2 separate regions of the Homo sapiens genome follow, and region 2 is linked to region 1. A link is a contact called in ENCODE Hi-C or POLR2A ChIA-PET data. All regions are on one chromosome and are shown on one strand. Each heading gives the region's core, a stretch centred on a gene start or an enhancer-like site at or near the end of the contact. The rest is flanking DNA. Distances are from core to core; before and after follow the strand shown. Region 1 has its middle 100 kb from the start of C1orf21-DT. Region 2 has its middle 22 kb from the start of C1orf21-DT.

Region 1 (3,685 bases), core at 458-2,957:
CATCCCACCCAACCCAAGAGGAGGAAACAAGAAGGTCTTATGCCAGCATGGATAGGACAAGGGGAAGGGGCTCCAGGTGGGAGGGTTGGCCTCTAATTTCTGAAGACATGAGAACCAAAATATAATTTTAACAAAAACTTTGAAGGTTAGCTACATTTATTTTTCGAATTCTGCTCTGTTTAATTGGGGAAAGCCTTCCATGGCATTGTTTTGTCTTCAGCAAAGTAGCTGTACCTACAGTCCCAGCCTTTTTACTCTTATTATATCTCCTGTAAGGAAGACAGAGATTTGTAACAGGCATATAATTGAAATGAATGACAAATTACTGCCTGGCTTCCTCTCCTCCTGGACTGTAAAAATATTGTGAGACCTGGAAGGACCTGAGTGCTTTGCCAGGTCACTGTCCTCATTTTACAGATGAGTGAACAGAGCTCCTCAAAGCCTAAGTGACTTGTCTAAAGTCACACTGTTCATTGGTGCTAGACCCATCTCCTTTAACCTTCTCTCATAGGTATGATTTTCCAGCCCTTCAATCAACTCAACAACTTTCCTCTGAAGCCTGTCCAAATTTGACTGCCCTTCTCAGTTGTAGCTCCTGGAATTAGCCCAGAGGGATCTAAAGAGAAGATTACCTGAGTATTCCTCCATTCTAGGTATGCGTTCCAATGCCACGCTTGCTCCAGGGGTTTATTTTCTGACAATGACCCTCTCGTCTATTTCTGACATGCTTGAACACATTCTCCCATCTCACGTGTCTCAACTCTGGTTTTCTTCCCCAAGTATAATGATGCCTTTATTGAGTCACACCATGCAAATGATAAGACCTCAGATGTTCAAACAACTTTCTTTCTGGAAACACAAAGCACCTTTCTAAGACTATCAGCTCCTTGATGCTTCTGTAAGGGAGGATAGGCTGCCAAATTCCAACTTTGTGGACAGGCCGAAGCCCAACATTTAATTGATTTACCCCAAATCACCTAATCAAGATGGGTGAAGATTATTCTGGAGAATGGAGAGATGACTTTATCCTAGTCAGCACTCAACCAATTAGTCCACACTTCATACCCTGTCCCAGTCGTCACCCAAAACTGCCTGCAAATGTCCCTTTCTTTACTATTGCAGGAGTTCCACCATATTCAATATTCACATGCTTTCAACTCCATGATAGTTATGATATAAAGCAAGTCAAATAGGCTTAATCATTGCCCTTGCAGGGTTTTGCAATTCAGCAATTTTTTTTTTAAAGCATCAGGGGTCTACTTATTTTCTAGGTCTCACCAAGCTACATTCCTATAAATAGGAATTTTAGGCCCCTTTGGGATCAGGATAAACTGCCACTTGTGCTCTCTGAGTGTTTTGTACATTATTTTCTGTTACTGCAAATATCCCATTGCCTTGTATTTACTGACTTACCTGTCTCTCTTGCTCTCCTTTTCCCTATTCCAGGCTTTAGATCAGGAGCTCCAGGCCCCATAGGGATAGTCTATGTATGTTTATGTTTACAGAAGACCCCCCTCTGTAGGTCCTCCCACCTGTGTGGGCCATGACTCTGCTTTTCCAGGTGTGTCCCAGGAAATCACAAAAACACTCTTTGTAGGGGAGCTTATGAGTTCTGCTGAGCAGTCTGGGTTCTGCCTCATCCTCAAGCCCATGAATTTGGTGGTTGACTATATCAGGGAGCAGTCATCTCCAACATTGAGGGCTGATGCCTGTCCTCACTGTCTCATGTCAAAGGGTCATCAAATATTAAGTAGTGTGACCAGAGTGGAGCGGAAGTAAGTGACACTAGGCCGACCCCAAGGATGGAATCATTTTTGCATCTAGCAAACTGTCCTGGAGACAGGACATGTTAAGCCAATGCTTATTGATGATTGTGATGGTGATGGGCTCATTATCTCCCTAGAAACACTCAAAAGAGGGCTTCTGTCTGCTGCAGTTTCTCTTAACTAATAAAGTCTGAAGCCAGACTGCTGAGGACACAGCATTCTAAACACTGAGCTCTCTTGGGACAGTGCCCAGAGTGAGGTTCTGGGAACACAAAATATTTATGTAATCCCTGGGGTGAGGCTACTGATGGAACCAGCTGAGGTGAAATCCCAGCAAGGGGCTTGTGATTCCCCAGCCTTCTGTCCTCCTCCCTTCCAGCAGGAATAATAAATAAAGCCAGCAGCCAGCCTTCTGGAGTTCCTCCTCCAAGGGAGGGATAGCTATAAATGTTGACCAAAGCAATGACCAGTTCAGCACTGCCACAAATTCTGGTGTGGGAAGATAATGTCGCTAAAATAATCCCACAAAGAGCTCACACTCATCAGGCAATTGTTATGAATCAGGCTCATCTTGCCTTGGCTGTTTTATTTAACACAATGCTATGAAGTGGTATTTTTATGCCTGAGTTACAGATGAGGAGGGTACAAGGATTTCCAAGTGTTACACAGTTTAGTAAATTGTAGAATCAGGAATTCTGACCCAGGATAGGCTCGGTGCCCACAGACCATGTCTTCATTTCCCAACGCTCCCTCCCTGATGATTGGCAGGGGCTTTTGGAAGGACTGCACCAAAGGACTCTCCAATGCAGCAAGATGGCAAAGTGGTAAGACCCAGAGAGGATGCTTCAAGTGAGAAAGTCTTACATTTTTTTCCTGGAAAGCACCTCAAGAGAAAAACAAGATCTTCTTAAGCCACTTGAACTAAACTATGAGACTGTAAACTAGGCAATACAAGACATCAGATGAGAGAAAAAGTTTTCCCAACTGCAAAGAGTCACATACCACAGTCCATCCCCTCCATCTTAGAATTGATCACTTTGATTTTGGCCCCCACTGGAGCTTATAGATTCTTTTAAAATTGTTTCAATAATACTTTATCACACATATTTGTCAATATCTATCTTTCACTTCTTAAACTATAAGCTATCTAAGGGGTGAGTTTGCCCCTCCAATACTTAACACGGTGTCTACAAACATAGGAGGAACTCATTACTCATTTGCTAAGTTAGTCCATTAATTTATTATTTTTGTTGCCCTCCATCTATTAAGCCAGATAGAACATGCTGCTTCTTCCTATGTCTGAAACATATGTTTCAGTTGTCATGAACTAATGGGAACCTAGAAGTTGTTCTTTCAAGGCAGTCATAAAATGAGTTCAGGCTTAGAATTCAGACAATTCTTGGTTTGGGTTTGATTCCTGGCTCTACCACTTACTCAAAGATTACTTGATTTTTCTACCCTTCGACTTCTTGCTTGTAAAATGAGAATTATAGGAATTTCAGAAAATGATCACACTAAATTATACATGTAAGGGAGAATATTATTTCAATACAACAGCCATAGTGATATTTTTATTTTTTAAAAATAATTTCAACTTTCATTTTAGATTCAGGGGGTACATGTGCAGGTTTGTTACATTGGGTATATTGTGTGATACTGAGGTTTGGGGGCTGAATAATCCCATCACCCAGGCAGTGGGCATAGTACCCAATAGGTGGTTTTTCAGCCCACGCCCCCCTCCAGTAGTCCTCAGTGTCTATTGGCCCCATCTTTATGTCTATGTGTATGCAATGCTTATTTAGCCCCCACTTAAAAGTGAGAACATGTGGTACTTGGTTTTCTGTTCCTGCATTAATTCGTTTATGTTAATGGCCTCCAGCTGCACTCATGTTGTTGCAAAGGACATGATTTCATTCTTT
Region 2 (3,685 bases), core at 806-3,305, 80 kb before region 1:
GATCGGTGGCGGGCACCTATAGTCCCAGCTACTTGGGAGGCTGAGGCAGGAGAATGGCGTGAATCCGGGAGGCGGAGCTTGCAATGAGCCTAGATTGCACCACTGCACTCCAGCCCGGGCGACAGAGCAAGACTCAGTCTCAAAAAATAAAATAAAATAAAATAAAAAATAAAAAAATTCACAGGATCAGATCATTTAGATTCCAAAACTTCCAGAGAGAGCAAGCATGAGAATCAGAGGAAGAGCAAGGAAGGAGGACACTTCATTCTTAAAAAGGGTGGTATGATACTTTTTACTCTTTGGTTTTAACTAGATGTGGCAGAAAAAGGCTAGTTAGTATTTCAGTTTCTATCTCAAAAATGGAACCACACAGATCTTCAAGTTCTCCAAATCCTCCTTGACATTCTAATTGTAACTAGAGTTCACTCATGCATTCATATAACAAACATTTGTTAAATGCCTATTATATGTGAAGCACTGGGCATATTATAGAGAAGCTTTTGGGGAGCTCAGACTGCTGGCGATGGAGATGACAATGTCAATGTCAACAACAACAAACAGATAATTAAAATGCCAGCACCTGAATGATAAAGACTTCTCTTCATTGTTTCGGTGTCTGATGTGGCTAGGACTACCATTCTGTTTTAGGCTGATGCAATAATGTCAGAACTAAAAGCTCAGTCAGGTCTTCATGAATGAGTGGTAGCTACAAAGTACTCAGTGAGACTAAGCCTTGTGGTGGAGACAAGCTGCTATGTCAGTATGGGAGAAAACTAGGAAAGGAATGAGCAAAAAAAAAAAAATCTTTCTCCCAACAGAAAAATCCCAGTACTAATGTGTATTTTCTTGGAGTAATCAGATACTATAATATGAGATATAAGGTTCTTCTAGAGTTGGTTATGGGGCTAACAGACGTATTAGTTAAGATGCTTTTGTTTCACTCTGTTGCCCAGGTGGGAGTGCAGGGGTGCGATCACAGCTCAATGTACCCTTCACCTCCCAGACTCAAGTAATCCTCCCACCTCAGCCTCCCAAGTGGATAAGACTATGGGCGCAAACCACCATGCCTTGCTAATTTTTATATTTTTTGCAGAGAGGGGGTTTCACCATGTTGCCCAGGCTGGTCTTGAACTCCTGAGCTCAAGTGATCCACCCACCTCAGCCTCCCCAAATGCTGGGACTACAGGTGTGAGCCACCTTGCCTGGCTAGTTAGGATGCTTTTGACTGTAAGAACAGAAAATCCACCAGAAGTGGCTTAGACAATAAGGGCATTTATTACCTCACATAACAATAAAGTCTTGAAGTCAGGTGATTTTGGGGTTTTAAATTCAGCTCAGAGTTCACTGGGGATCCAGATTCTTCCCATCTGTGATGGCTAATTTTTTGTGTCAACTTGACTGGGTAAGGAATACCCAGGTAGGTGACTAAACATTATTTTTGGGTGTGTTTGTGAGAGTGTTTCTGGAAGAGATGAGCATTTGAATCAGTGCACTAAGTAAAGAAGATCTGCCCTCACCATTGTGGGCAAGTATCATCCAATCCACTGAATGCCCACTGAATAGCAGAGTGAATTCTCTCCCTGTCTGTTTCTTTTTGAGATGGAGCCTCACTCTGTCACCCAGGCTGGAGTGCAGTGGCACAATCTTGGCTTACTACAGCCTCCACCTCCCGGGTTCAAGTGATTCTCCTGCCCTAGCCTCCCAAGTAGCTGGGATTATAGGCATGCACCACCACCTCTGGCTAATTTTTTTTTTTTTTTTTTTTTTTTGGTACAGACGGGATTTCACCATGTTGGCCAGGCTGGTCTTGAACTCTTGACATCAAGTGATCCGCCTACCTTGGCCTCCCAAAGTGCTGGGATTACAGGCATGAGCCACCATGCCCAGCCTCTCCCTGTCTCCTTGATCTGAGACATCCATTTTCTCCCACCCTTGGACATCACAGCTCTTGGTTCTGGGGCCTTCTGACTCTGGGACTTACACTAGCTCCACCTCCCACTGTCCCTCCCTTGACCTTGAGAACACTCCGGGTTCTCAGGCTTTTGGCCTCGGAGTGGGAGTTACATCACCAGGAGTCAATTTCCTGGTTCTCCAGCTTGCCGTTGGCAGATCTTGGAACTTGTAGGCCTCTATAATTGTGTGAGCCAAGTTTCATTATATGTCTCCTCTTACATCTCTCTATATTTCTCTCTATATATGTTTCTCTGGAGAACCTAATAAACCATCTTTCTATTACACCATCCTCATTGTGTTAGCTTTTGGCTCCAGGCATATTCACTCATGGTTTCAAGGTGGCTACAGCAGCCCTGAGCATCATATCCACACAAAAGTATCCAATGGCCTAAGAAGAAACATCTTTATATTTCTTTTGAACAGCAAACAGAACTTTCCAGAAGCTCCTCCCGCAGAGTCCTCTATGCAAACACTAATGAAGCCACCACCTTGCTGAGAAGACTTGCCCTCGATCCCTCCTGCTCACACGATCAATCGTGCCTTACTCACGAAGCCTCAGGGCTGCATGGTGCCAAGCTCGGGCACTCATCTGCCTGCCTGTCCCAGGCCTGTGGGCTGTGTGTCACCTGTGCTAAGGCCCTGGGCTCAGAGAGCTTCCATCCGAGCTGGAAGCAACACTGCAGAGAAGCTAAATAGCCCACCCCAGCCTCTGCCGGGGACCCAGGAGGAAGCAGTAACGGCGAGGTGTGCAGCCACGGGGGCTGGTGAGGTAAGAGCACCCCCATATCCAGGTGAGGACAAAGTCATCCATGGGACATGTAGCTCTAGAATAAGGCTATTTGCACCAGGAGTTTTCAAGCCATTTTGCTTCAGAGCTCGTTTTGCAGCAGCAAACTCCAGGCCAGAGCCCAGACCTCAGCTGTACTGTGTTCTGTGTGCAGGGAAGCCCATGAACTTTGACAGCTATGGAGACATACATGTCCCTGCTGTGATCCTGAAGACCTTCCTGTGAGAGCTGTCCCAACTGCTGCCCATCTTTGAGGCCTGCAGACTTCCCCTTGCAGAAGTCCCCCTGCAGACTTCCTGTCAAAACAAGAAGTATCATTGGCCAGAATTGTGGGTCGCATGCTTATTCCTAAACCAATGACTGGAAAGGAAATGGAATTATCATGATTTGTCCAACCACTGAGATTCAACCCCTGGGGCTGGGGAGAAGGCCAGCCTCCCCTGAAGAATTTGGCTGTTTGATTCCTGAACAAATGGGAATACCTATAACAAGAAAACGGGGCAGTAGTTGATGGTAGAGGGAATGGATGTAAGGTGGGCAACTAGAGGGTCTGCCACAGCAGAGGTACAAGGCAGAAGCACTTCCATGCAAAGAGCAACTCCAGCTACGGGATCCTTCTCTGATGACCACTGGGCTTGACCTTGCTTCACAGATGAGCTTCTCTTACAGGAATGAGTTTTGCTGATCTTTAAGATAGCTTCTGAGGACACTCTGTGCTGTATATTCTGCTTGTTCATATTACACCACCTTGACCTGAAGCCAAATTATGCATAAGAGTTATAAAATGGTTTATGGCTAGGCAGGCAAGCTGATGTCATTTGTCAAATGTGGCACTCTAGAATTATCCTACCAGTATAAAACCATACAAAGGCTTTTCCACAGAATATTTATAGGAAAAATGTGCTTTTGCAACAAGAATGAATCACCCTACAACTTACTCCATTT

What was found. A loop is a pair of places that touch in the nucleus more often than their neighbours do. ChIA-PET counts read pairs that join two places held with the same protein, here RNA polymerase II (POLR2A). Pooled maps may share reads with other maps.
Region 2: a loop to region 1 is called in a map of psoas muscle, with 2.9 times the contacts of the local background. The contact joins two enhancer-like sites. A Hi-C loop is called at or near these places in 3 of 168 maps with a recorded cell type or tissue (gastrocnemius medialis, psoas muscle and sigmoid colon) and 2 of 50 pooled maps. POLR2A ChIA-PET finds 5 or more read pairs at or near these places in 3 of 52 experiments (H1, HEK293 and activated CD4-positive, alpha-beta T cell).

What each region holds. Positions count from the first base shown.
Region 1 is chr1:184,282,637-184,286,321 of GRCh38, reverse strand. No RefSeq gene overlaps it. Among named protein-coding and RNA genes, the nearest start is that of C1orf21-DT, 100 kb to the left of the region's middle. Within about 2 kb of position 1,707, at least 4 of the 41 ENCODE cell types and tissues checked have a DNase peak (open chromatin) inside an H3K27ac peak, as active enhancers do.
Region 2 is chr1:184,362,866-184,366,550 of GRCh38, reverse strand. No RefSeq gene overlaps it. Among named protein-coding and RNA genes, the nearest start is that of C1orf21-DT, 22 kb to the left of the region's middle. RefSeq lists enhancers at 2,086-2,586, 2,587-3,087. Within about 2 kb of position 2,055, at least 4 of the 41 ENCODE cell types and tissues checked have a DNase peak (open chromatin) inside an H3K27ac peak, as active enhancers do.